7 separate regions of the Mus musculus genome follow, and all the other regions are linked to region 1. The links are chromatin loops, found by intact Hi-C in ENCODE. Cell type or tissue: heart. All regions are shown on one strand.

What was found. A loop is a pair of places that touch in the nucleus more often than their neighbours do. Peaks named below come from ENCODE experiments on the same cell type or tissue, not always from the same donor. Only the 100,000 strongest peaks of a DNase experiment are listed, where the experiment ranks them.
Region 2: it touches region 1 in a loop (2.9-fold over the local background); 4 of 42 quality-filtered maps call a loop at or near these places.
Region 3: a loop joins it to region 1, with 8 times the contacts of the local background. A loop is called at or near these places in 39 of 42 quality-filtered maps.
Region 4: a loop joins it to region 1, with 2.8 times the contacts of the local background. A loop is called at or near these places in 8 of 42 quality-filtered maps.
Region 5: a loop joins it to region 1, with 2.1 times the contacts of the local background. A loop is called at or near these places in 5 of 42 quality-filtered maps.
Region 6: it touches region 1 in a loop (2.6-fold over the local background); 8 of 42 quality-filtered maps call a loop at or near these places.
Region 7: it touches region 1 in a loop (3-fold over the local background); 7 of 42 quality-filtered maps call a loop at or near these places.

Annotation. Positions count from the first base shown.
Region 1 is chr3:52,842,252-52,846,251 of GRCm38, reverse strand. No RefSeq gene overlaps it. Among named protein-coding and RNA genes, the nearest start is that of Gm30292, 46 kb to the right of the region's middle. In heart, a CTCF peak has its summit at 2,018; a DNase peak (open chromatin) is centred at 2,041.
Region 2 is chr3:52,399,085-52,403,084 of GRCm38, reverse strand. No RefSeq gene overlaps it. Among named protein-coding and RNA genes, the nearest start is that of Gm38537, 66 kb to the left of the region's middle. In heart, a CTCF peak has its summit at 1,848; DNase peaks (open chromatin) are centred at 1,304, 1,724 and 2,114; H3K4me3 peaks cover 1,098 bases; H3K27ac peaks cover 1,756 bases.
Region 3 is chr3:52,255,976-52,259,975 of GRCm38, reverse strand. Gm30125 (a long non-coding RNA gene) reads right to left here. Exons shown (of 2, transcript XR_375648.1): 2 at 3,480-3,688. Among named protein-coding and RNA genes, the nearest start is that of Foxo1, 10 kb to the left of the region's middle. In heart, a CTCF peak has its summit at 2,129 (motif pointing left); DNase peaks (open chromatin) are centred at 1,235 and 1,965; H3K4me3 peaks cover 797 bases; H3K27ac peaks cover 512 bases.
Region 4 is chr3:52,973,204-52,977,203 of GRCm38, reverse strand. No RefSeq gene overlaps it. Among named protein-coding and RNA genes, the nearest start is that of Gm30402, 17 kb to the right of the region's middle. In heart, a CTCF peak has its summit at 1,822 (motif pointing right); a DNase peak (open chromatin) is centred at 1,873; H3K27ac peaks cover 554 bases.
Region 5 is chr3:52,952,534-52,956,533 of GRCm38, reverse strand. Gm30351 (a long non-coding RNA gene) reads right to left here. Exons shown (of 5, transcript XR_375652.4): 4 at 3,637-3,726; 5 at 2,035-2,602. It overlaps Gm30402 (a long non-coding RNA gene), which reads left to right. Exons shown (of 3, transcript XR_867282.1): 2 at 1-195; 3 at 329-358. Among named protein-coding and RNA genes, the nearest start is that of Gm30402, 3.4 kb to the left of the region's middle. In heart, no CTCF peak of the experiment used is centred here; DNase peaks (open chromatin) are centred at 703, 1,693 and 2,483; H3K27ac peaks cover 2,742 bases.
Region 6 is chr3:52,639,270-52,643,269 of GRCm38, reverse strand. No RefSeq gene overlaps it. Among named protein-coding and RNA genes, the nearest start is that of Gm30235, 8.6 kb to the left of the region's middle. In heart, no CTCF peak of the experiment used is centred here; DNase peaks (open chromatin) are centred at 1,239, 1,609, 2,249, 2,559 and 1 weaker place; H3K27ac peaks cover 723 bases.
Region 7 is chr3:52,762,139-52,766,138 of GRCm38, reverse strand. The region is part of intron 1 of Gm2447 (predicted gene 2447); the gene reads right to left. Among named protein-coding and RNA genes, the nearest start is that of Gm2447, 24 kb to the right of the region's middle. In heart, no CTCF peak of the experiment used is centred here; DNase peaks (open chromatin) are centred at 1,768 and 2,308.

The DNA.
Region 1 (4,000 bases):
GGGAGGAAAGGGTTTATTCAGCTTACACTTCCATACTGCTGTTCATCACCAAGGAAGTCAGGACTGGAACTCAAGCAGGTCAGAACGCAGGAGCTGGTGCAGAGGCTATGGAGGGATGTTCTTTACTGGCTTGCTTCCCCTGGCTTGCTCAGCCTGCTCTCTTATAGAACCCAAGACTACCAGCCCAGAGATGGTCCCCCCAACAAGGGGCCCTCCCCCCTTGATCACTAATTGAGAAAATGCCCCACAGCTAGATCTCATGGAGGCATTTCCTCAACTGAAGCTCCTTTTTCTATGATAACTCCAGCTGTGTCAAGTTGACACAAAACTAGCCAGTACAACTAGTAAGACATAGACTAAAATTGAGCCTGTCTGGGTGATCACTTGTCTGTTCTGTTCCCTCTCTCAGTCTCCCACCTGTCCTTGGTAAATGTGACAGATAGGAGCGCTGGGGAGATGGCTCAGTCAGTCAGGATCCTGCAATCATGAGGACCTGAGTTTAGATCCGAAGAACCCATGTAAAAAGCCAGGCATGGTGGCACACTCTTGTAATCCCAGAAATGTTGAAGTGGAGACAGGCAGCCTGGGGCTCCGTGACCAATCAGCCTTGCTTAGGCTGTGAGCCCAGGGCTGGGTGGAGTCTTGTAGATCATGAGAACTAAGTGAGGCCTGAGCCAGGCTGACACACACTTATAACACTAGCATCTGCAAGGCTGAGGTAGGCAGACCAAGAGTTCTAGGCTAGCCTGGGCTACACATCATAACCATGTTAGGTCAGGGCTAAGAAACTGCATTTCCTTAACTAGATAAACCTGTGGTGAGCTACTTGCCCCACCCCACTTACAACTTGCAGTTGTAAAGGTGCAGCTGGGAGGAGGGGGAGGGGCTGACTGACTGGCTGGGGGAGGGGCTGACTGGCTGGGGGAGGGGCTGACTGGCCTGCTATGTAGCATGTGGCATGCCTGGTGGGTTTCCTGGCTTTGCCACATTCCCTTCCCACTGGTCCCAAATAAGATTATGAACTACCAAACAGATCAACTGCACCAGGGGCCATTGAACCCTTCCCACACAAGGGTCCCCAAGATGTGTTTTTCCAGTACTGTCATTTCCCTTTATTTTGAGTGAAAATCTCAGTTCATAAAGTTCTGGGATCCTACTTTTTAATACAATGTTTCTAACTTAATGTCAGAAGGAACCTGTGTCCCTCATCCTAAGAGAAGTGAGCAGATACCTTGTTCTATGCACCTCAGCCTGCCAAGTTTATATAAACCAACCTATCAATACTGACTTAAGGGCATGGGGCATTGTCACTGTCCCCAGCATGTGTGTGTGTGTGTGTGTGTGTGTGTGTGTGTACGCACATGTGTGTGAGTGCACCTATGCATGTGCATGCATGTGTGCACGAGTGTGCATGTACATGTGTGTTGCGTTTGCACAAAAAAAATTTCACGAGGTTTCATTTTTCATCGGTTACCAGTGGCTGTAGATCATGCAGAGAAGTTTCTGGATGCTTCATTCAGTAAAAGGTAGTCACCTTCCAAGTCACACGTATCTATCCAGACTTCCTATGCCCTGGGTTATTTACTGACCATGTACCCAGAAGTGCAGAATCGTCTTCACACGGTGGTCCCAGCTGGTTTCTGTAGAGTTTCCCAGGATGCCCCCACACCTCTGTGAGGGATTTGTTCCTCTTTGAGAGCCAGATGCAGTCTCTTTTTGGTAGCAGAGATGGCCACTGGTGTTTCTGACTACGGATGTACCTACCATACCCCAAGGGAGAGGGAATAGTGTATCCTCTGCCAATCACAATTTAGACAGAGGAGAGTCCTTGCTCGGAAGCAGGATGGAAAGAACTGCCTAGTGATCAAGGATTCAATGTCCCTGAAATTCGACTTTGATGCCTCATTTGTTTAATTCAATTTATTTCCACCCCCCCCCCCCAGAGTTGTTTTTGCAAAGTCCTGTCATTCTGAGAGCAGTCACTAGAGGGCGCCCTGGGACACCTTTTGGAGCTGCCCCCTAGAGGCGGAGCTGGGAAAGGAAGTGCAAAACGGACAAGAATCAGTCTTGGAGCTGATTGGTAGATGAGTTACCAGAGCTTTCTGCCGAAAAGGAAAAGCATGAAGAGAGAGCCTAAGGACAAAGCATCAGTCACACAGAAGGGGCTCAGTTGCTGTACAGTGTGCAGCCGCTGCCCCCTGTGGATAACAGCCATTTGAAATGTGGCTAAGGCCAAACCAAGATGAACGTCTACGAAACACAAACCATGTCTGGAAGGCTTGCGAAGAGAACACATAATGTAAAGTAATTTGATTCTTGGATATTAATTACACATTAAAATCCTATTGAATAAAGCACTTTTTTCTCATTTTGTTTTAGACAGGATCTTGCGGAAGAGCCTGAGCTGAAATCTATCGTGTCACACAAGCTTGCCCCCAGAGTTGCAATCCTCAGCTGGAATTACAGACCTGAGCCACCATGCCTGGCTCATTGTATTTCATTTTTAAGCAGCTTAGCATTGCACGCATTTGTAGATTACAGCGTCGGGTGGTGACCCTAAAAAGAAAGAGAGCCTCGTGAAGGAGCAAAGTTCCTGGAAGAGATCTTGAACAATTTCCAGCCCCTAGCCTCCCAGTGTTGTTACGTGGGGTCAGAATACCAGCATAGGACCTTGCCAAGGATTAGGAGCTGGTGATGGTGACAGTGGTAAGGTGGCCCAGGCTCTGACAGCTGTGCGCCACATTGCACTGAGTACTGCTCAAGCTGAGCCACAGCCCCTGGATGCTCTTGTCACTCAAATAAGTTCCAACTTTACATACCTATAGCCCCCTCTCCCCATGAATAAACCTCATGCCTGGTGAACCTGCCCCAAACTGCAGCACTAAAACCTTCTGCATGTCAGATCAAACTCAACACCCAGCCTTGATGCTTGTCCCAGAGTTTCTCAGAACAGATGACTAATGTCAAACCCAGACACAGGAAGGGGAAAAATTGCGTGCATTTATCTGTTTTGTTTTTTTTTTTTCTTCATCTTCTCCAGAATAGAAGTGTTTGACCATTTAGCTTAGAGGCTAAGAAAATAAGCTGTCACGCACTGCTGATGCTGTGTGTGCCCGTCTCTCTGGAGGCAGGCAGACGGTGTCTCTGTGAACAGCACCTACTGCTGCCCGACACGTGTCAGACAGGAGGGGTACACTCTGTGCCACCTCCTCGTTCAGCTCCTTCTTCCTCTTGCAGGAGGCAGGAGTTCACAACCTTTCATGCCTTTTTATGTAACAAGCTGACAGAGATCATGTAAGCTGTTTAAAGAGAGGCGTCCCAAATATCCTGACCAAAGCCAAGAATCAAAGCAAACAGAAGTAGAAGCATTTGTGCGACGTAATGACAATAATTCTAATTCTTGAGGCATCAATGTGTCCCCACTTTAGGCTGGAAGCAAGGCAGGGCTCTGGATTCCAGTGCTCACATCGTCATTGCTTGCCGGAGGCAGCGGCAACCTTCTGGTGCTTCCAGACAACACCTCTTCACTAGTTCACAGCCAATGTCCTTCCACTCTGCTGTGTATCCTCAACATCAAGAACATGCGCAGCCATCCCACTGGCTCGTCTGCCCACGACCTTTCCCCTCTATCCTCTTAGAAGATGGAAACCAAACTTTCACCTCCTGCCGAGCAAACGGAGCCCTTCCTTCCACAATGAATAATGACAAAAATGCCAGCCTTTCCCACTTGGCACTCAGGGTTGGTATTGGACAATGAACTGGAAAATACATGGTAGAATTCTGTGGGTCTGTTGACAATACTTCAAGTGGTGGATTTTAAAAAAATACATCTGTGTTTCAGATATAAAGTCTCTTGAGGGAGAAGGGAGTATTTCTGATAAGTGCACAAGTATCATCAATAGAATTGACTTAGGGCAGAGGCCAGCCCCCAACGAGGATGCACAAGCAATTCTACTCAAACGGCATCCACGTTTGCCTGAACTCTGTATCGTTCTTTCCA
Region 2 (4,000 bases), 440 kb after region 1:
CAGCTAATTTATCTTAGCTTCTGTTAAACTGCTTGCTTGTGCAAAACCTCCCCTGTAGCTAAGAGAGAGAGCAGGATGTAGTTTTTGCCTTAAAAAACCCCTTACCCTAAATACTTGGAGCTACATGTGGACCCTGCGTAACTGAGTTTAGTACCCGCCAGACTTTCGATTCACTAGAGTCTGAGTGGTCTTCCCATTACAATAGAATGCACAGAAGAAAAAAAAAATCATTGGTAAGATTTTAATTTTTGTTGTTGTTGTTAATTTATCTCAACAAAAGTTCACTGGGACTCGATTTAAAAAGTTTGCCAGAGACAAGGAATGGCCTGGCTCTCTGTCACTGTGTTACCATGGGGCTGGCTGTTACTGCAATCCCATGGGGCTGACACTGTCATTGTACTGCCATACCAGCCCAAATGCTCTGTGTTTCTAGAAGCAGAAATGGTATTTGGCATTTTGATTGGCAACCCTAGTTGGGCTATTACCTGTGATGTCTGGGATGGGCTCTGTTCACATAAGCATCAGATAATCTTCCGACCATCTATCTACCTATTAATCTGCCTATCTATCTATCTATCTATCTATCTATCTATCTATCTATCTATCTATCTGTTGTTCAAGACAGGATTCTCACTATGTAGCTCTGTTTGCCCTGGAACTCACTGTAACATGGAACAGCCAGCCTATCTATCTATCTATCTATCTATCTGTTGTTTAAGACAGGATTCTCACTATATAGCTCTGTTTGCCCTGGAACTCACTGTAACCTAGAACAGCCTCGGAACTCACAGAGACCCCTGCCTCTGTCTCCTGAGTGCTGGGATTAAAGGTGCCACACCTGTGCTTGGCTTTTTCAAAGAGCCTCACTTTTAAAGTTTTGTGAACGTCCAGAAATGAAACTTTAGAAAAACGTTTTGAGGCCAGTAAATTCCAAGGCCATCTTCGATTCTGTCTGGTCCCGAGGACTCATTTCTATGTCCTGGGATATTTATGATTTTGCATCAAACAGGATAACTAAAGTAAAACAGAAATAGAAAAAGTTTCAGTGCCCTGCCTACAGCTTCTAAAAGTTAACTATTTGGCAATGCTTCCCAGTCCTTAAACGCTATTCCCGAGGAGAGCGAACACTTCTAGCACCTCCCTCGCCCATTCTGGCGTTCTGCCCCTCCCAAGCCACCTGGCCCCAGTTCCTGACGCCCACCCAAGTGGTCCTGCCTCAAGGGTCATCCAGCTGAGCTCCCACTGTGCCTGTGAGCCTCTTCCAGGGATGTCCCCACTGAGGCGTGTGAACAAATGCCCTGTACAGACTCCCAGGCACAGGCAGAGCAAAGCAAGACAGCTTTGAGGCATCTGCCAAGGAGGGCGAAGGCCGGCTTTGAAAGCACTTCTCCGAGAGTTTGCCAACTCGTGGGACTTGGCAAGCCCAGACAACAGCGCTAAGGCAGAGAAAGCCCCTGGATCGGCCTCCCAGGAGGGCTCCACGCCCACCCCCACCCCCTTCTCTTTTCACCAGACCCAAGAGATGCAGGCCTGGTGAGGGAGCCGGTGGGCTCAGGCCTGATGAACGGAGGCTACCTCTCAGCGGCCCCATCCCCACCCCATCACGGCTGCCGCCCTCAATCGGGAAGCACGCCTCTCTCCTGCTAGCTAATGGCTGAGAAAAGGGCAGCGGTTTTCCAAGTTTGTGGGGCACGCAGGAGTGGCCAGGCAAGGACTGAGATCAGACAGAGGTGACAGAAGTATGAAAAGGAAGCAGTAAAAATCCGCCAGCCACAGGCGACGCCCTCTCTGCTCTGGGCGACAGTCAGGCCCGTGATTCAGCGCGAATAAAGAGCCCATAGGGGGAGTCTGGTTGGGAGTTGAGTGCGCCAAACTTTGTCATAACTCAGATTCTTCATCTGTGAAAGAGGCATGAAAGACTTGCGCCCTTGGGAGCCACTCGGTAAAGTCTCCTCGTTTAATCAATTCACAAATTGCAAATCTAAATCCTAAATGCCCAATCCACTGGTCTGCAGTAATGGACGAATAAGGACAGGCTGTTTGTTTTCCCTGCCCTGCTCTCCAAGGCCCCAGACTCACAGCGGGCAGGACGTTCTTCCTGTGGCTGCCAGAAAGAGTGCAGAGGGCAGTGTTATTCAAGGTCATTTGCAAGAGGCGAGGACCTACCTGCCACAAAGGGTCCTTGAGAAAATGCAAATGGCCTAGGATTTAAGGCAGGACTCCCACTGGGAAGAGCAACCCGGGGCACCTGGAAAATTTAAAAGTAGAAAAGAAAGCCTGTAGCCTGCAGAGGTAGGTCGGGGGCAGAACTGTCAGCCCTGGATTATTCTAGCCCCATCAACGCTAAAAAAAAAAAAAAAAAAAAATTGAAAATTAAGCACCAGGTCACTCTAGAGGGCAGAGTGAGGATTTAAAGTGTTTCTGGCCTATAGGGAAAGACACACCCTCCAGGTGGCAGAACTACCATACACCCTCAAGGCAGTTAAGAAGGGAACCATTCCAGTCAGGACTCCCAAGAGGGGCTGGGGGCAGAAGTCAGCTCTCTGTCGACCTGCTCTGGGCACCCTTACCTCCCCTGGGTGATTCTGAGTGCAACTGCTGGTTCGTGTCAAAATCTGACCGGAGGCCACGCACAGGTGCAGGAGCACAGGAAGGCATCCTCGGAAGGAAGCCGCCTTGCCTGATTTAGCTAGATTTTTGTTTTTCCTTTGTGGCTTTGAAGTGGCAGTTTCTAGGGAAACCTCGACACCCTCTGAAGGGGTAGGGGGGGTGGTGCGTTGGAAGGTGGGGGGGGGGGGGCGACTAAGGACTGCAGGACATCTCCGAACTGAGGCCACAAGGCTATCAGATAAGCCCAGGCCTGGGGCAAGTTAAGAGCCAATCTGTTGACACTGGAGATGAGAGCAGCACTCCTGTCCTCTGATCTGGCAGCCAGCAGAGTGGCCAGACCAACACACGCCTGACTGATGCCTGAAGATGCCGAGGAAGGGCTGAGGGGACAGAAGACCAAGCAACTGACTTCTCTTAGGAGGCTTCCCAGAGGGCTTCCTGGAAGAGGTGGCTCTTGTGTTTGTTACTGAATGAAGGGTCGGATTTCCATAGCTAGGGAAGGCAGGTAGAGGGGAAAACAGAAGCCCAAACCGACAGTAATAAGAACAAACCCATGGCTAGATTATAGGGTGAGAGGCTTGGGGGAGGGGGGGGGCGAGCATCCCAGCCAGTTTCAAGATGTTGAAAATGAGGACGAGGACAATTCTGAGGGAGAGAAGAGCATTCCTAATTCTGTCTGTACGTTAACTCAGGCCACACTGCAGAGACAGGCAGTGTTTGGAATCCTCTAGAAGACCTGACTGAGTGAGAGAAGAAGCTGAAGCACGGAGTCTGAGCCAGTGGTATGAGGGTAGGGAAAAGGTGACCCAGGTTATAGATCAGACAGGCTGGGCACCGGAAGTAAAACTATGCACCTGTGACAACAAAAAACAAACAGAACTGGCATGGGGAGTAAGGAGGGTGTTGTTGAATTTGGTGAATTTGGGGGAAGAAACAAGTTTGAGCTACAAACTCAGTTCTGGAGAGCGGCTAATGAATTAAGTAACCAGCTGATGCTGTCAAAGCTAAGACCAATTGCTAGTGACCCAGGTTGCTGCCTACGGGACTCTGCCTAGATTGGTGGTTGCAGCAGTCATTAGGTGAGTCCTCAGACACTGGAGTATGTCATGTTAACAACACAAGGGCTTCACTCTGTTTTGCATCAGCACCTCCAGACTGACAACGGTTGACGTTACCCAGTAACAAAAAGTCAAAGTCAAAAAGTCCTTTTGTAAGGGTCAATGGTTCACTGGAGAAGGATACTCCGGACTCAAATAGTATGTAAATGCAAAGAGTGTTTTATTCTGCAGAAGTCCAGCATGCTGGGGGCCTCCCATTACTGAGATAGAGAGACAACCAAATGAGCTCGCAGGCCTGATTTAAAGCACATTAGGGGATTCAGGGTATGTAA
Region 3 (4,000 bases), 590 kb after region 1:
CTTCTGTCTTTTAAAAGGCGAGTCTCCTGCCTTTCCATGACAGAATAATGGGCTGGGGCAGTTACAGCAAACCCAGCAATCCACAGCTTGTAATGTTCCACATCCCCAGAAATTCTCCTACCGGCTTCTTGGTTTGGGGGATAGGGGTCCTGAGGATGGCTGCTTCCCTTGGGGTATCATTGAGCGTTTCCTCCCGTGCGTGAACCACTATCCTACCAGATAGCCTATATCCTACTAGAGACCTCCATTTGGCAGAGCTCAGCAAGCCCTCTGTGTACTTCAAATAGGAGGTGGTTGGCAGCTGCTACCTGTAGAAGATCATCTACACGCTGGAGTGGAAAGGAGCCAGGGTGTGACAGCCCGAATCCGGTTAAGTCGTTTTATGATGTCTCCCCAAAGAGTCTAGGGGAATTTTAAGTCATGTCCAGGTTAGCTGGCTATTCTCATTGGGCACTGGATCAGACTGTTCAAAGGCAAATATGAGCTGGCTCACTGGTACAGGGGGAATGGGGAAGAGAGCATCCTCAAGAGAGCATCCAGGCTGTCTATACAGCTCTGGATGTCTGTGAGGAGGGGACAGAGCAAAGTGTACAGATTTGGAATACAGGAAGGCATAATCTAAGCCAACTGGCATGGGGTGAGGATGTCAGCTTCTAACAGCCTCTGGATATGAGGAGCAATTTTTAGTCTAGTCTTTTGGTTTATGGGATATTGCCGAACCCTTATGGGCATGGCTGTATGGGTGGTACGCTGCCAAGCCTGTTGGATTTGTCCCAGCCCATACCTTAGGAAACTGTCGTTGCAGGTCCTGGAGCAGGATCCCTGGACCTGGATTTGTTTCCGGTGTGGAGTCTGGGAGAGCTAGAAAATGCATTTCAGACAGAGGGGCAGGTAAGCTGGGTTGGTAGCAGGTGCAAAAGAAATTCTAGGTTTTTGAGGAGTAAAGGCAGGTGTGGCGCCTAATTTTTGACAACTATCTCTGCTCAGGAGGAAAAGGGTGATTTGGGACCACGTGGAAGGAGTGAGTATCATACCTGTGGCTCAGGTTAACTGTTCTTATAGGTGTGAGATTATGGTCTGTAATTGGTGCCTGTGGCTCCTTGTACTGGCATTTTTTTTTTAAATTATTTTTTGGTTGCTAACTGGCCCCATTTCTCTGTTTTTTTAGGATCTCTTCCTTGGACCTGAGCAGTTCAAGCCCTGGGGAGCTCAGAGTGAGCTGACTGGACAGCAGCCAGCATACTCTTGGCTTCGCCTCTGCCTTTTAAGTGTCTTGGCATTGTACACGGAGAGCTATGCACTCCTGTAAATCCCTCTAACTTTTTGGAGTGTTTGTTTGTTTGTTTTTGTTTTGTCTGGAGGTGATTGAGTGACAAAGTTGAATTTAATGTCCCAGCATTTTCCGGAGCCAGTGGGTCAATAGAGGTATACAATTTTAAGGGGTTCTCTCTCTCTCTCTCTCTCTCTCTCTCTCTCTCTCTCTCATCGCTTTAGAACCGCCCTTAAGGAACTTCAGAAGTCGTACACAAATTAATGGTTTTTCGAGGGGCACCCCGATTTCCACTTATAAGGTACAGGTGAAAAGTGTCCAGGGTCTGAGAACCTGTGTGCATGCTGGGGTCCCAATCGGGGTGTTTGGGTGAGAAAGTTGCTTCAAAAGACAGTAGCTTTTAGCCACTGTACCGGTGGCTGAGGCCAAAAACCCTTTCTTGCCTCTGTCCTACTAAGTTCCCTACGAGCCAAAGAAAACAGAATCAGAATTGCTGGCAAACATCCCATGTAGGGCGATGGGTGTGAGAGACAGATTGGCACTTATCAGCGGAGGGGGGGTGGGGGGTGGTCTGGATCTTCCAGTTATACAGATCTGAAGCAGAAAACGGAACAGAGATCAGGAAAGGGCGATTCCCTTTCTCTAAATCACTGCCCACCTCCCCCACCCAGAGGGTGTGGTGTTTCCTCTGACTCGACTCTGCTGACGGGACAGGGGCGGCCCAAGGCGAGCGCAGATCCTAGGGACTTTGCCCTAAACAAGCTTAGGCTGGGGTGGACTCCCCACGGTGGAGCCCAGAGCTGACTTGCCAGGGGGAAGCAAGGGGGGAAAAAAAGTTAGCAATGGCGTGCAGATGGTGCCACCTATTGGTAGAATCCGGAAAACTCAGCAGAATTTCGATCCATCAGTCCTTTTGAGGGGGACAAGACAAAACAGAAACACCAGTCAATCAATCAATCAATCAATCAATCAAATAAACATCACTGTGAATCAAACTTGTCCATCACACGGTTAATCATTTACATAACTTGGCTGGCCATTTATTCAAGCAAACCTGTATCTATCATAAGCTAGAACCAGATTCCAGGGTCTCTCACTCTTGGCATCCCAACTTCATGTGCAGGACTGGAAAGAGTTGCCCATTGGAAGTTGTGTTCCTAAACCAAGAAGACCCAAGTTCAGTTCTCAGAACTCAGTGGAGAGAGTTGGCCTCTGACCTCTTCTCACACCCCACCCCTGCAATAATAACATTAAAATTATATTTACTTTTATTTTTTGGAGTCAGGGTCTCTCTAGAAAGCCCTTGCTCTCTGTCTTGGTTAGGGTTTTACTGCTGTGAACAGACACCATGACTAAGGCAACTCTATTAATGACAACATTTAATTGGGGCTGGCTTACAGGTTCAGAGGTTCAGTCCATTATCATCAAGGTGGGAGCATGGCAGCATCCAGGCAGGTATGGTACAGGCAGAGCTGAGAGTTCTACGTCTTCGTCTGAAGGCTGCTAGTGGAAGACTGGCTTCTAGGCAGCTGGAACGAGGGTCTTAAACTCACGTCCACAGTGACACACCTACTCTAATAATGCTACACTGAGTAGTTTGACTCCCTGAGCCAAGCATATACACACTACCACACTCTCCGAGAGTTCACTGGCGGACCAGGCTGGCCTCAAACTTACAGAGCTCCACCTGCTTCTGTCTCATGAGCGCTGGGACTAACAGTGGGCACCACTGTGCCCAGAAACAAAATGAATAGCAGCTGAGAAGGACAACTAATTTCAACCTCAACCACCACGTGCAGAAGTGCCACTGCACACAAGAAATCACACACACACACACACACACCACATACACACACCACACATACACACACACACCACACATACACACACACCACACATACACACATACACACACACACACACACACACACACACACGCACACCACACATACACACACACACACACACACCACACATACACACACACACACACACACACACACACACACACACACGTTGTGATGCAGAAATCATGCAAGTGGCACAGAAAGCTCCTTTTGACCCTCAGAAGATCCAAGGCCTTTCTTGAGTTGGATCCTGCTGAAGAGACATCTGTGTTCCTGAAATGGCTCACCTCCCTCTATTTAATGCTGCCACTTCCCGTTTCCGTCAATTTGGGGGAAGACACGTGAAAAAGCAGCTAAAGAAATTGTATAACAACAACAAAAACATGATGCATTTAATTTAAAGTCAGGTAGAACGGGGTCTGTGCAGGCTCTTGTGACGTCAGGACAGCGCACTAATATCCAGCAGGGATGGGACTGCTCCCGTGACTTCTCCATCACCCAGGCATCTATCGGAGTTGAGGATGTAGCTCTCCTAGAACTTCCCCTAAGGTATGTGCGCCAATCTCCAGCTCTGCAGGAAGAAGGAAGCAAAAGCCTTCCATCCTTTGATTGACACAGCATATGTAAGTTGTTTTGTGTTTTTGTTTTGACTTGTTTTTATCTTTTGCTTTGTTTGCTTGGGGAACCTGACTGTTTGAAGATTCTGGTGTCCCTTTCAGACTGAAGGCCAGCTTCCCACCTCCACCTGCCACAAATACCTCGGTGATGGAAATAATGGGGCCCCGAAGGAGGTAAGTTAAAATGAGATCATCCGGGTGGTCCCAAGTGCAACTTGTCTCTACAAGAGGAGATGTAAACATAGATATGTTTGCACAGACGAATG
Region 4 (4,000 bases), 130 kb before region 1:
TCCACACTCTCAAGCTGGTAGCCTCTTTTTGCTTCCTATTGTTGTGTGTTTGTGTGCACAAACCTATAAAAACATAGCCCACTGAGTTGGATTTTGTTGTTTGTGTGTATCTGGGCTCAAGAATGGCCACTGCATTGAATGATCACTAAGGGGCTCTTCCTGGGGAGGGAGGGGTTAACTCTAGGTCTCCCTGAACTGAGTCTCCTGTAGCTCTTTGTCTAGGGTAGGGAGCTCCTCCTGCCTTCACACTAGCATGTCCACTAAGATTGCCATTGTTCTGGTCTTGCTCATCCCGCCAGTTATAGCAGAGGCTTCCTGGTATTCTGGCTCTTACAATTTTTCCACCCCATCCTCTGAGATGTTCCCTGAGCCACAGATGTGCGAGCTGTGATGTGGGAACTGTGGTGCAGATGTATCCCTGATTCTGGAGCTGTGGTGCAGATGTATCTGGGATGCAGGAGCTGTGGCACAGATGTATACCTTTGGGGCTGGGCTCACTATCATTGGTCGATCTCACTTCAAACATTTTCTAATTTCCATAGTGATCTCTTATGTTTCCTGGATTAATTGCATGTATTTTACAAACATAAATATTTCTGTCATTTTATATTTCTTTGCATCAAAAATACATCCTGTATTTCAATCCTTTGCATTTTTTTATGCGTACTTGTTCTGGCATACAATAATTATAGTAAATTGTCCTCTTTAGAATGAAGAAATGAAGTCTCTTGTGTAGTTACTGTGTAAAGCATTCTACATGTTAAGATGAGAACTTCATTCATGCCGTTGGCAATCATCTGTATCCTTTGTGATGTTTGATCTGTGAGCTAATAAGCCTTTGCAGCAATCATGAATTTTTGTTTTCAGTCGGTTTGTTGTTTGCTTTATGTATTTTCATCTACTTCTCCATGTTTGAGTTAGACTTATTTCTCCGAGGTGTGATCCACTTGGAAATATGCTGTTTGCATTTTTGCCGTTAGTGTTTTTTAACAAGGAAGCATGGCAAAGACATGTCCTCCTTACAAAGGATGGATAATAAAGATAATTTCCTTGTCTTGCCCCCGCTGTGTCTCCTCTCTCATTGCCTCAGCCCTCAGCTATTAGATGGGTGCCAATGAAGGCAGTCTCTCTGTGAACTACTGGCTGCGGTGCCAGCTGCTAGGATCCACTGGTGCATCAGGCCACACCCTCACAGCACGCTGAGGTTCCTGCCATATTGGGTCTCTCTTCTTTCTGTCTGTAATCAGATGACTTGGAACCTGCTGGCTCTGACTGGATTTTAGCACATGACTTTCATCTGTAAAAGATCCTGGAATCTTACACACTGGAGATGAGCTAGTCTTCCATTTTACAGCTGGAGTACTGCCTCATGTAAGAGGAAGGTGCTATACGCCACATTGCTTTCCAGCCCCCAGGTTTTTTGAGATAAAATGAGAATCCAGGTTATAACTAGATGCACCAGTTTCCCTCTAGGAGGTTTGTCTTTGTTTCTATCGCCTTAACAAGTAGGGAAGCACTTTTCTCGTGTGGTGGATATCTTGCTTATTTTAAAACTCTTTAATCCCGAGCCTAAGCTTAGTGTAAAACAAAGTTTGATTCATACCCAGTAGTAGCCTGAGAAACTTTCATAGAACTTGGGTGGTTAGCAGAGGAATGAGCAGAACCTCAACTCCACAGCTCGCTGCTGTGTGCAGATAGTTACCAAGTATGCCGAAGGAGTCACGTTCTGCTGAGCTATCAGTCAGGTACCAACGGCACCGAGGCTCAAATACCAAGTTACTGCTACCAGGATTTAGCAGCCAACCCTTGCCTCACTGACCAGAGGGGGGCGCCTAGGATCCCTGATAGCTGATGGCAGCCGGGCTGAGACTCAGCAGCTGCTGCCAGGCTAGACTCTGGCTGGGCTACACACCTCTGCCCTCCTTGCCTATCTCCTTGTCCCAGGCCTGGTGCTTGATCTGTGGGGCCACTTTTCCAGCTGAGTCACAACGACACAGCTGACATCACACTCACCTTCCTATGCCTCCAGCAACAACACCCCCACCCCTTCTCTAGCCTGGCAGCCTGGAAGGAAAGGAGTGCCAACGTATTTTCTAACATTTCGAGACCTCCATTCAGAGGCTTCTGGGGTGTTCTGGCACTCAAGAAAAGCCAAAGCAGGAACCCAGTTAGACCCTTCCAAAGGACTGCAGCAGCATCCAGCCCACCCTGGCCTGCACCAGAAAATCTGAGGGAACAAGAGGACTCTTTGTAATTCACACATTCCATCAAGATGGGCCCAAATCAGGTTCTGTCAACTCCCACACCACCCCGCTTTCCCCTGCTCCAAAACCAGAACCATTACATAGCTCAACAGACTTTTATTCAGATCGGAGGCTTTGTTAGCACCAAGGATTTGATCCAAGATTCTCTCTCTCTGTGGGAACTTGCATGGGCACCTCTTCCCCAAGCACCACAGCAAAAGCAGATGGCCGTCTTGGAGCGGGTCAGAAGTCCGGGACTCTGACAGGTTCAGAGTTCTATTTGCCAGGTTGAATTGCTTGTAATTAAAATGCTCCTCCTCCTTCTCCTCCTCCTCCTCCTCCTCCTCCTCCTCCTCTTCCTCCTCCTCTTCCTCCTCATCCTCCTTCTCCTCCTCTTCTTCCTCCTCCTCCTCCTCCTCTTCCTCCTCCTGCTCTGCTCTCCTGAACTTATCCTAGGAATGAGCAGCATTGATTCATGCATAGAAACAGATCTGGCCCAGAAGCGAACGCTACCACTAAACATCAGGGACATCCAGTAGAGATGTCAAGAAAGCTAGTGGGCCTGTGGTGAGCAATTAACCTTCCCCTTGGGCTCGATGTTTCCTACTTTTCAAGGCCATGGACCACAGTCAGGGTTCTGTGTGGTGAGTTGAAGCTGGCGTATGCATCCTCTTGTTTCTCGCCTTTTTGACTGTTCTCTCTCCATCCCCTTGCCTAAGCCATGCCTACAATCAACATTCTTCGTGTTTTGAGTCTTGTTAGTAACACTTCATGACATCAGTTAACATTTATCTGCTTTCTAGTGGGGGGTGGGAAATGCCTCATTAGTCTCGACACTTTAGTGGGTGAGGGCTCAGAGACACAAGCTGGCTTTGCTCCTTCCCGACTGCCTTGTGCTAATTGTCAGACTGCTCTCCAGTTGGAGAACTCACAAGGTGAGGCCTGGCCACGTGCATGCGCATCTTGAGGCAGTATGAATGGCTGGAGTCCCATCAGGAATCTTGTATTTCAAAGCCTTCCAAAAGAAGCAAGCAACAGAGCTTTTCCTATTTGGGGAGCTCCTCGTAAGAGCGATGGCATTCTCTCTGGTTGAGTATGAAATGATCTGCGAAGGGGGTCATGCTGGGACCATGGGCTGCACCCAAGCAAAGCCTGAGTCCTGTGCAGGGAGGGAGGCAGTCGCTTCCATGAGTCACTTTACAGAGTGCAAGCATAGTTCTGCTGGAAGAGCCACGCTCTGATCCTTAGATTTCCCTAGTTCCAGTTCCAGTTCTGAGTTCTGTCACCATCAGTGCCACAGCCAGTTCGTCACAGCAGGATGGAGTGACCATGTCTGGGCAAATCGTGGAAATAAGAGACAGAACACAGGTCCCCCGAACAACAGCTAAGGTTCCCCCGAACAACAGCTAAGGTTCCCCAAATGAAGATGAGATCCGGATTTCACACACCGCCCGACTGAGAGGAGCCAGGGTCTCTTGCCACCTCGGTGCCACCTGGGTGACACTGGCAGGCACTCTCAGACCCCTCCTGCTCACAGCCATTCGGTGTACGTCTTCCTGCACTTTCACACGTGTGCCTGCCTTCTTCGCACTCGGGGACAATGAGATTTAGTAACCCATTTTAATGAGGTAATTATATTTTAGCTCTATTATGTACAATTATGCCCGCCCTGAGTTGTTTCAGCCAGAACATGTGGGTGTTGACCTGTCAGTCGGTTTTGCTGCCCCACTGGGCCCAGTGTCTGGTCACACGCTCAT
Region 5 (4,000 bases), 110 kb before region 1:
CTCTGAGCCGTGCTCCTTGATGAGAGCGTGGGTGCCACGCTGCAGCAATGAAGGTAACTGACTGACGGGCCCTTCTGAGGCTCGGCCCCAACAGCAAGGCTGGAAAGACTGTGTCTAGGAAACATCTGGGCGTTGTCAGGATATGCAGCGGCACTTACAAAAGAGAACAGAACAAAAGAGCGCATACACTTTTAGGTATTTCTACCAATCTTTTTATTTTTTTAGTTATTTGCTGTTTTTTAATAGAAGAGGAAATTTTAGCAGGACTAAGCTTCATGCAATATTTTCTTCCTTAGTTATTTAAACTTTTTTTTTTTTTAACTTACAGAAATCCTTCCAATTACAGATCAAAGCACACGAAAAGAAACACTTCTAGAATCAAAACCAGGGTTAAGGGTAGGTAGAGGACGAAGGACTCTGTGGTTTGTTCAGCCTAGAGGAATGAAGGAAATGATATTTCAAAGTGAAGACTGAAGGGCAGAGCTCATCACCGTGGGACATAAATATGATATATTGTACAGTGAGGAGGAGGAGGATGCTGAGGTCAGGATAGAGCCACGTTGTGCCTCAACCATATACATCTCCAGTCAGGAAATCCTGCTTCGTGACAGCAGGAAATTCAAGAGCACTGGGAGGTTCCAACCTCAGTCCCAACTTCTCTGTGGTGCGAAGGGGGGTTGGGGGGTGGTGGCTATCACGCTGGGCAAAGGAAGCTCTGTGTATTCCAGGGAGAAGAAGGGAGGAAATTAGTTACCCAAAACAACTAGGTTCAGAGGCTCTGCTGCAGGGAGAAAAGCCCCCACATCCCACGAGATTTCAGGAAGCCGGTCCAGCCCTACTTAGCAGCATGAATAGGCAGAGGAAAGAATGTGAAGGCAGATAAAGAGGGCTGCCACAGCCCCAGCTGGGCCTGTTTAAATAAGTCTGGCATCGAATGGAAGATGAACAGGGAGGACTGGGGAAAGGCATGTGGCTCTTCACAATAGTGCCCCCCCCTCCGAACCTCCCCGCCCCGCAGCATTTTTTCTGAGTGGGCAGGGAGTAAGGAGTTGGTCCAGGGGTTAGATGACCCCACCCCACTAGGATGGTGGATCGGATGACCCGTTCACGATGAACCTGTAGCCTTCAACTTTGTGATAGTGACATTTCAAACAGTGAAAGTGAGAGTGGTTTCTGAAAGTGCTCTCAGGAAGATCCACTCTCTGCCCTCTCTGCCCGCTGACTTAAGGACTCCACATTCTGGAGGTGACACTGAACTTGACACTCATGACTATGCTGTCCACTTGTTGTTGGAATCAAGCAGACGCTTTTACGAGTTGATACATTTCTATAATGCCTCTGTGGCAAACAGAAGACTGGTGGAAACCATCTCCCATTCATAATTTACCAACTGCATGTTCTGAAGAAACCATTGTATTTAGAAGGCACACAATGACTGCGACATTTAACGTTATTCATCATGATGCGCGAACCCCAACAGATCGTTTACTGGAAAGTATTTTGAGAAATTTACAGATGGGAAATGGCAGGCACCACAAGTCTGCTGGGTCTCTGCCCATTCTTTTCAAAGGTAGGAAATGTCCCTTTTCTTTGTGATATTGGCTCACCACTCTGTGAACCGGAGTGAGTAGACTGGGTCAAAGGTGAAGGGAGCGGAGCGAGCAAAAGTGTGTGGGTGATTACTGCACACGGGCCTCCTTCCAGGCAAGGTGGTCAGGTTGATCTCAGCACAGTACTCTCCCTCTCTCTGCCAAGAGGATGCGGTTAATTGGATTGGCAGATGTGGGAGGAACTGACGCTAGCAGATCATTTAACCAAATGCTTTAGTGTTTAACTGGATTCTCTATCAAGTGGTGTGCATCTACGCGTGCAGTCATTCTCACAACAAGCTTATAAGGGTTAGCCCATTTTACAGAAGAGAAACCTCCCAGCAATTTTGCTTTAGGACACAGAGGTATTAAGACACATAGTAAGATTTATAGCAAATGCCTGACTTAGTTCCCCCCTTTAGATTTTAAAATATATTTACTTAAGGTTATTCATCCATGGGCATATATTCATTTAAAGATGGGATTGGCAGTCCGTAGGTAAGCTTCCCGTGGAATTCCTTGTGTTGGGGAGGGAACTGGAGAGAAGGTGCATTTATGTGGACTCTTCTCAAAGTGCCACGCCCAGCGTTTTCTCCCACCGCAGTGGCTCTTCTAAAGACCATACAGATTGAAAATCCTACTGCTCCTTCTATCTTTACCTGGTCCCTTCAGATGGTCCTGGGTAAAACTTTATTTCAGCTCTCACTGTGAATACTCAGGATTGTGAACCCTTCAAAGCAGAAAATCCCACCATCAGGAAAATTATATTTGATGTTTGCTCCTGTTTGGACCACCCTGTGGCTGCCACTGCCTCTGCTGATGTCATCATCATCATCATCATCATCATCCTCTTGTGACCTGTGTAGGACCTGTGCTTCTGGAGCCATTCCAGAGATGGGAGGTGGTGATGACGATGTCTTGGAAACCTCTGGTCAGAAGCTTGGCTTTATATAGAGTGTGGCCAGATGGCTTTGTCATCTGCCTTATCCACAAGTCTCCATTTGATAGGAATTCTGTGAAGTATAAGCCAAAAGGAAATTCAGATTAACTCTGCAGATAGTCAACAGAGAGAGAGACAGACAGACAGGCAGACAGACAGAGACAGAGAGACAGAGAGAGAGACAGAGACAGACAGACACACACATAGAGGGAGAGACAGAGATAGACACACAGACTGAGAGACAGAGAGAAACAGACAGACAGACAGACAGACACAGGGGTAGGGAATGCAAGGATGCTGTGAAGGTTAAGAGAATGGACGTACACCTGGCACTGAACGGTGTCTGGCAGCATTACATGTCGGCTGTTATTGTCACTGATGTTTTAATGTGTTGCTTTCTGAAGATTTGGCTGTAAATAATTAAAGGACATGTGATCTAAAAAGATGTCTTAAAGTCCCATTTACTGAGCCATTTTTCTTTGTCATTCTTTTCTCTTACGTCCTTATTCTCTCCGTCCTTACAAAGGTAGTTTCTTCAGTCAGCAAAGATACTCTCATGCAGAGGACAAATAACGTGTCCACGCTTGGGGCCACTGATTTTAAAATGTGACATTATAAACCGGTAATGTTCACTATCAAATACTCAGGGATACCAGAGAATGAGTAGCAAAAGCCAGCCATTTGTAGTGATGCAGTTTTGAGGGGCAAAAATCAGAATGCCTTGAAGAAGTGAAGGTAGTCAGCGGGGCCTGTGAAATATCACCACGCAGATGCATTGTACGAACAGAACTGATAGAACACTGAGGTATTTCTGAGAACCACACAGTCTTTCTTGGCTCTAGGTGAGGTTAACTTGGGTGTGGGAGAAGTAAGCTCCCAGCAATATGACCGAGCCAACGCCAACACCACCCTGAGTGAGTGGCTTCTGGGCACTTGTCTCCTGGATTTGAAGAATGAAATTCTCAGAGCACAGTGGGCGAGTTTTAGAAAGATGCACCTTATTGTAAGGATCTTCAAAGCAAAAAGTCAGAGCTCTGGTGCATAAGAGGGGTCTCCGGGAGTGGGTGCCACTCAAGTGCCACTGTCCTGGACTTAACAAGGCTTTACCTGATGAAGAAATGGAGCCATCATGAACTGTCCAGTTTCCACACTAGGTGGCCAGGTCTTCAGTATGGTTTCCAGGAGCGAGGTACCCATCTAAGGAAGAAAGACAAAGAAAAGCCAGACCTTCCTCCTGGCATCTCTGGCCTCCAGTAAGCATAAAGCTACCAACATGGGCCCAAGAGCTTTTCTGGATTTCAGTTAACAGAAAAACAAAAAACAAAAACAAAACAAAACTAAAACTATTTCCTTTGGGCTCTTTTACCCTAAAGCTGCCTAGCCAATTTTTATCTCCCCTTCTTATCAATAAGCAGAAGGGGCAGAAAGACCATTTACAAAGAAGTAATGGCAATGTCCTCTCAAATTAAAA
Region 6 (4,000 bases), 200 kb after region 1:
AACTCCAATTTGGAGCCCTTGAATCAGCTGCCTTTGTCTTCAGCTCCCGATGGCCCAGTTTCAGTGGAATGTCCTCACTGTCCACTGCCAGCTCCCTCGGGCTCGGAGAACATTCCGCATTTGCCTGGCATGCTCAGAAAACAGGGTAGCTGTGTTGTGGGAGATGCCAGGCCCACTCTGTCCTAACCAGAGGGAATGCCACTTCATTAGATCATGGTCGCTTGCTGGTGACCCTCGGAGCTGTAGCCTGAGGAGAAGGGGGTGTTATGGTCCTCTTTAGCCATGTTGATTTTTCATGGACTTATAACTTTCCTCGGTTGGTACTTACCACCGAGATTCAGGTTCGAATCCTGTACAAACCACCCCAATAGACACCGGTGTTCAAGTTGCACAGATGAATTTTGGAGAAAGTAATCACATTTACATATGGAGTCCCTTTCATTGAAAATAAGTAGAACCTCAACGGGAAAAGAGACTAAGGGTGCTCTTCTCCCCGTGGCATTAAGAGAGGCTGCAATAGTGTCGAAGTAGCACCTACTCTGCAGAATCCTTGAAAGGTGTTTCGGGGGAGCAGGGGAGTACGGGCTTAGACAATGTTACTCATTCACTTAGAATACATGGTGATTTAGTTCTATCACTCTGTAGTCTAGATAAGTGTCTGCTCGGTGGACAAGTAATAAATAAATTAAAGATGAGAGCTGGAATTGCTATCATAGGCATGTTAGAGGTCTCTTGAATTCCTAGGGATTTCCTTGGATAGTTTCTACTCAAACCACTGCCAGAATCATATTGAACTGAGGAGGACAAGGCCATAAAGACTGCTAAACTCATTGCCTGCGCTTGAATCACAAAGGGAAAAAGTTGGTATCGGCCCCACATTGCCACCTTGCTTAGTTCCTGCCTACCGACCTCTCTGTGGTAAGGAAACCAAACCCTGGGAACCATGGCCAGGTTTGAAATAGCATCCAGGTTTCTGGGTCTCAGCATCCATGTTTAGTCTGTGAGGTGGCCCCGTCAACAAGACTCTTAAAAGTTTCTGCTACATTTGGGAAGAGTTAACTAGGAAGGAGGGTACCCTGCCTTCCCCCAGGCCTGACAGAAAACCTCTCACTCCCACCCTGGCAGTGGGTGACTGGGGGCTGCGAGGGACACTTCACTTGGAGACCAACTGGCAGCTTGTCAGCTTGGCCTGCTACACAAGTCAGAGGCCTCTAAGGAGGCCTGGAGATGTTTTGGCTCCACACCCAAAAGCACTCTGAGCGTGGGGGCAAGAAGAACCAGCCAGTCTTCCAGAAGGGCCAGTTTCCCAAGAGCAGCAGCATGGGCTGCCAGGTTCAGGGTCATGCAGCCAAAGCCACCAGGAGATGCTCTGAGCTGCATGGTGAGGGAGAGAGAGCTTCCTGATGCTCAGCTTAGATGAATGTGGTCCAAGACAACAAAGGACCTGGCTGCCTTTTACCGCTCCCTTTTCAGGGTAAAAGTTGAGTTTGAAGATTCCACTTGTATAAGAATTAATATGAAAGGAATTCTGAACCCTGTTATGGCATTGTGTTATAATAATGGAATGCTCTCCCCGCCCAATCTGGCTTGCTGTCCCCTGGACCGTGCCAACAACAAGCCAGCTCCACAGTGTGTAAGGGTGGCTGTGGGGACAGCCTCTGGAGCTGAGAGAGAGGCTGCAAAGGCTTCATGATGGTCAAATGGACAGAGTGGATCCAGGGATGCCAGCCACCTTTCTGCATACACATGTGGGCCCAGGAGGACACATGCTTGGGGCTGGGGTGTCTCGTCCCTCTGAGAACTAATGTGGACCCATGTGGCCAGTTTAATGCTTGAAGGCTGCAGCTGAATGACCAGCTCATTGTCCCTGGTGCAATACACAATGGGTTCCAGAAACAGAAAACAAAATGCTCTTTAAGCAGTGAGCTGTGTTCCGGGTGGAAATTAGGAGTCCGGAGCAAAACGATTTTCCTGCGCAAACCAGATGGGGAGGGGATACTGTAGCTGCCCTTTTAATCTGCTTGTTCCCTGGAGTGTAAGGATTTGACAGAGTTTATCTTGAATTTACCAGTTCAGAGAGACATTCTAGTGACCAAAGGGGGAAACATTTATTCTCAAAGTCATCAAAGGCCTGGATGGCTCAGGAAAGAGGAAAGGGTGACAGTCTCTTTTCCACATCCATTGAACTTTGCAAGCTGGGTTGAACTCCCGCTGTACCGTGAGGGATGCCGGTAAGACATGAGAAAGGTCTTCCAGCGGGAGGAAGGTTCAGCCCGCCCTGCAATGTGTCACTGGGAAAGGATGCTACAGCGTTGCCTGGGAGGGACCGTGTCTGATGTGTGTGTGAGGGGCGGAGTCCTGCAGTTCTACAGAAGCCCCTGGCTGCTTAGGCAGTGATAAGGGAGGTTTGTTTATGTTGAGAGTCTTCATAGTTGGGTTCCTATCATTCTGTCTTCTCCCAGAATCTCTCCGTTGGAGACAGCGTACCTTCTTCCATTTCCTTTTGGCCAAGTCTAGTCTCCCCAGGCGCTGCTTAATCTTGCCTTAGGAAATGCCTCTCTGGGTGGCCTCTTCCTTTCCTGCCAGGGCCCAGACCACTCTGAGGATGGAACAATGGCTGTGGAAGATAGGTCTGGTTGAGTGAGCTGCTGTGTGCCCACGTGCACACGTACATTTCTTTTCCTTTTCTCTACAGTATCCGTTCATCTACTAACAGGTTTTAACAGCCAGGCCAATCTTCTTCCACACAGAGCAATGTCAGAAAACCCAGGCAACTCTCAGAGCCAAGAAGGAAGTCATTACCAGTCTCCATGGGTGTATTCTAAGTCCCAGATGTGAAAGAAGGAGGCCTCTCCCCACGGGTTCACAGAGAGCTGGACACTAATTGAAGCCACCCCAAAGCTGAGGGGCTAACCAGATGCACCCGGATGGACAAGCCTACTTCTTCAGATTAAAGGGGAGAAAAAGAACTCCCCCTTGCCCATTTCTACATTACTCTTAGGGCACAAACCAAATGCTTTATTCAACTATGTATCTTTACTGCATGGGAAGACGTTCATTGTGCAGTCGTTAATAACTGCTAGGTGCTGAATAGGCACATGAATAAATTTTCCCCACATTCGACATCAGAAAGGCATTAATAAATTATAAGATGGGGGAAAAAGAAATGAGGGTTAGTAGGTTAGTGTCACTAGTAAGAAGACTGTTGGAAGAGGACATGTCGGCAGGGTTTGGTTTTAAAGATTCAGAACAAATACAGAGAAGGAATTGTTTGTGGGTTTGCCTGTGTTGTCACACTGCCACATGTGCATGAATAAAAGAGTAACCAAGACACTGCCAAGGACAAGGTCAGCCAGGTTGTCAAAAACAGGAAGGACACACAATGTAGGCCATCACAGAAGCGTAAGCAACTCACAGCATGTGGCTTCCAACACACCTTGTCCTCATAGCTGTTCCTTTGGAATAAAGAAACTGTCCTGGAGCCAAAGTCATGGGCTGAGCTGTGTGCTTTTCTGTTGGGGAGTAAAACACGTCTGTGCCCTGCAACGCCCAAGTTCATGGAGACCCACTGAGCCTCATCGAGCCCTTAGGTGAGCAGCCAGCCCCAGGAACATTGGCATCAAACATTCAGTGACGACTGTGTTTTTGATGAGTGCTATGCTCTGAGTTCTGTGAAAGGCCTATGAATAAGATCGGATAATAACAGCAAGAATGCACAATAATAATAATTGCATGCCTCTGATAGCAAAGAATATTTTAGATGCACACAGAAAAGGTAAAGAAAGAACATGCTTAGATTTGTAGCCTTTATGAGTATTAAGAAACTGATGGTATGGCATTGGAATATATACTTGAGGCATACCTAATTTATACTAAATATGTATTTATTTGGCTTCTTACAGCTCTCTTTAAAAACACTGGGAAAACATAGTACCCATGAATATTTTAAGGTTGGCCTGCAATGCATATAATTCTTTTTTTAAAAATGATTAAAAGCATT
Region 7 (4,000 bases), 80 kb after region 1:
TCATTGCAACAGTGGTTGTCAAATCCATGTAACATGGCAAACAGTATATGCAAGCTTACTTTGACTATATTATAGTGCCTGAAAACAATGACTCTGGCCCTGAAAGAAATCCATCGTGATGATGGGGGCAGATGTGATAAGGCCTTGGAAATGTCGACTAAAAACCTGATATAAATGTGAAAGACATACGTCAATGGACATTCAACTTATGCCAAGCCTAACAGTTGCCCCGTAGACAAGTCCCAGCACCAGTCTGCCTCCCAGGGAAGGAGAGGCAGGCCTGAGTGAATGTGAGCTAGTTATACAAGGTGGCTTGAGGTACCATCTCTCCCCTGGTTAGCTTCAGCTGTCAACTCAGCACAATCCAGAGTTCTTTGAGGGGGGTCTCAGCTGGGGAATTGCCTTGATCAGATTTTCCTGTCAGTATGTCTATGCAATATCTTCTTGATTGCTAGTTGATGTAAGAAGACCCTGCCCCATTGTGGGCAGCAGCATCTCTAAGCAGATTAGGCTCCGCTGTATAATAAAGGTAGCTGAATGCGAGCCTTGGAGCAAGCTAGTGCACACTGCTCCTTCATGGTTTCTGCCCCCCTTCCTGCTTGAGCTCCTGCTCTGATTTTCTTCAAGAGTGGATTGCATCCTGGAAGTCCAAGATGAAATGAAATAAACCCTTTCTTCCTCAACTTGCTTTTGATCATGTTGCTTATCACTGCAACAGAAAGCAAACCTGGACACCCTCCCATCATCTGAGTCCTCCAACTCCCCCACCCCCACCATTGTCTGTGCTCCTGAGTATAGAGGCAAAGATTAATTAAAGTAACAGTTCACTTGACCCCTGGAGGAATTTATGAGTTGCTATGGTTCCCTAGTGTCTCCTTCTCCAAGGATGCTAGCCAGCTTTTTGTGACATGATGCTCATCTTCAGCCTGACTATTATATGTATCATAAACACACCAACCAGCTTCTAAAGGTGTCTCAGATGCACACAAATGGGTTTAACAAGAAAGTGTCCGTCAGCTTCAATACTTTCATTACAGTCAGCCGTAGCTGTCATGTGCAGATTTACCTGGGCTTTGACAGTATCTATGGAAAACACATCTGTAATTGAACAAATATGAACTTTTTTCTTTCCTTTTTTCATCATACAATATACACATACATGACAGCTAATATTCCCATAGTATTTACATTTGATTGTGCACTCTAAGTAATACAAACATTATTTAAAGTCTAGGGAGAGTGTGTGTAGGTTATATGCAACTACTGTGCCATTTTATATAAGTAATTTAAGACCCACCTTAGAATTTGATGTTGGAGCAGGATCCTGGAACACATCTCTCAGGACCCAATGGACAGCTTGGCTTTCAGAACAAAATGATATTGTTTTCATACTTTTCTTACATACCATCTAAAGTGCCACAAGTGTACTGACAACACTGAAACGCACCCCTATGAGGAAATAGTTTTCTCATTTCACAGAGACTCAGAGATTGACCATCATCACACCATTAGGATATGCCAGAGTTGGGACACGAGCCTACCGTCTTACGGCTTAATTATTATGCTATTTAAGACAGGAGGGCATGATTTCCTGTGGACACAGGCTCTGGTGCACCCAATGGACTTCTGAGAGTTTGGGAGGATGACTCTCTGGTGACATAAGGACCTGCCTATAACAGGACAAATAATTTGAGAAAATAAGGCCTTGGGAGGCATGGCTTAGTGAGCAGCCAGCTTGGCTTGACTTCTACAGACAGTGACTCAGCAGGCCACTGGGCCTCTCTAGCTTCATGGTCACTGACTTTATCATGACATACTGGAGTTCATGTCTCCTGGGGTTGAGAACAGAGCTGAGCACTGGCTGGCTAACAGAATCATTGAACATCCCTGAACGGAGGTCCCTCACAGTTAAAGGACATAAACGTAAACAGAAGATTTACCGTTAGCCCATTTGTCACGGAGACTTGATAACCACGGGAAGAAATCCCTCTTAAGGTTTTCTTGAAAACGGTTGCTTTTCCTCACTTGGCAGTGGCTGTCGTCTCTGCTTAGTCTTCGTCTCCCCAGTATTTGGTAAATAATTCATATTTTTTTTTATCAAGTCGCTGTGGCACCTCGCTGTGTCATACATACTTCAGCTCTGAACCTTCCAGCTGCTATCCCTACCTTCTCTTCAAGCTTCTGTAGGGGAGGTGCCAGCGTGCAGTTGTGGCCAGAGCTTCTAGCACTGCACACTGAGTAGCTGAGCCTTGGCTTGCCTGTCCCAATCATTGTCATCTGCACTGACACCCCTCCTCACAGCTTGGACATGTGTCGACAAGGCTCTGGCTGTGAGCCTGCTTTCCTCATAGAGGTCCAGTGCCTGCAATAACTGGATTTTTCTCTTGTGGTGGAGAGTAATTGGGTTAAACTCAGCAACATTTGATTCTGACTTACAAATGGCCTGATCTAGTTTGGGCCTCTGTGAACTCCAGGCGGGAATGAGCAGACAGTTAGACAGATGTCCTCTGGCTGTCCTGTGGCAATTTCAGTGCACACTCAGGAGACATCACATGGAAATTTCTGGAGGGAGGCAGGGTTTGTGGGCTTAGGATGTAAGGCGAGCGTCTGGGAGGCTCAAAAGAGGAGGAAGCAATGCTTGATCATATCACAGTTCGAACTTATGGCCGTGCAAACGTTTTCATAGGAATAGATGGAAACACAGACATTCAGTGACACCTGCAAATGCAGACTTAGGAGGTACTGTGTGGGAGGGCATGTCAGGTAATATCGGCGAGCAGAAAAAAAGAGGTTTGCTCTGGTGTGCCACCGCCGCCCGGCTAGTACCTCTGTTTTATAATCCCACAAGGTCAGCACGGAAACAGAAAGATGTTCCAGTGCTAAGAGCATCTGGAAATTCAACCCTGCTGAAGATTGCTTCCTCCTCTGACCAGCAAGACCTATGTGCCTCCACTCTGGAGGACTCCTTGTGAGTTGCTGGCTGGAGAGCCAGTGAGATGTCCAATTGTGAGGAACGCTTTAACTAGTCACCCACAGTCTGCCAGACGTAAAAAACTATCTTGACATTTTTAAGATCATACTCGACAGTCAGGCACCAGAGGTTGGTAGGGTAAAGTGATTGTCCTGTCAACAAGCTTGGATTAGGTGTGTCTGTCCACGTGGTAACAGAGCAGGAGAGGGTCGTGGGTGGACACCCCTCGCATTCTCTTCAGGAGCTTCAGCTTGCAAATGAGCAAGTGCATCTCAGGGTTGTGTGTGAGAGAGAGAGGAAGTCTTCAACACCCAATAGCTTCTAAATTATGAGTTAAAACAAATTAATGACTCCCAGATGAGGAAAGTTTCCATTGAGACATACGAGTCATCAACCTAGGAAGAGGTCCCAGTGCCCTCAGCGCATGCCAAACTGGTTCCCAGCTCAATAATCCTTTAGAGTCAACTGTCTCTTGCAGGGAGAGGCCGTCCCAGGAGGTGGCATGAATCATGAGTCGGATTGACACAGGAGAGACCAAGTCTTGGCTGAACCATGAGGAACCAGCCAAGGTCTGATTCGAACCTAAATGAGGATGAGGAAGGAACAGAGAAGCAGACCAAAGGTGCCCTCATCTAAGTGTCTACCTGTGGTTGCACATCACCACGGAGCCTCTGGGTGCACCCAGTCATACCCTTCCAAGAGGCGTTCCTTCATGTGACCCTGCTCACTCTCCACCTTGTGTGTGCTGTCACACTAAATGAAGGGAAGCAGGATCCAGTGCCACCTCAAGTAGCTCTGAGGGTCAGTGACCCGGGCAGGAATCCTCCCAAACAAGTTCATACCGCATTATGATGCCTCTAGAGCTGGCCGAAGACTTGAGCTGAGGAGAGGAGCTGTGTGCTCCTCAGACCCTCTCATTCTGTACACACTCCCCACAGAGGTGTATTCACAGCTGTGGAAGCCTCAGTTACCCCCCCACACACACACACACACGACAAATGCCCAATTCCAGGTCCTTGAGTCAACAGT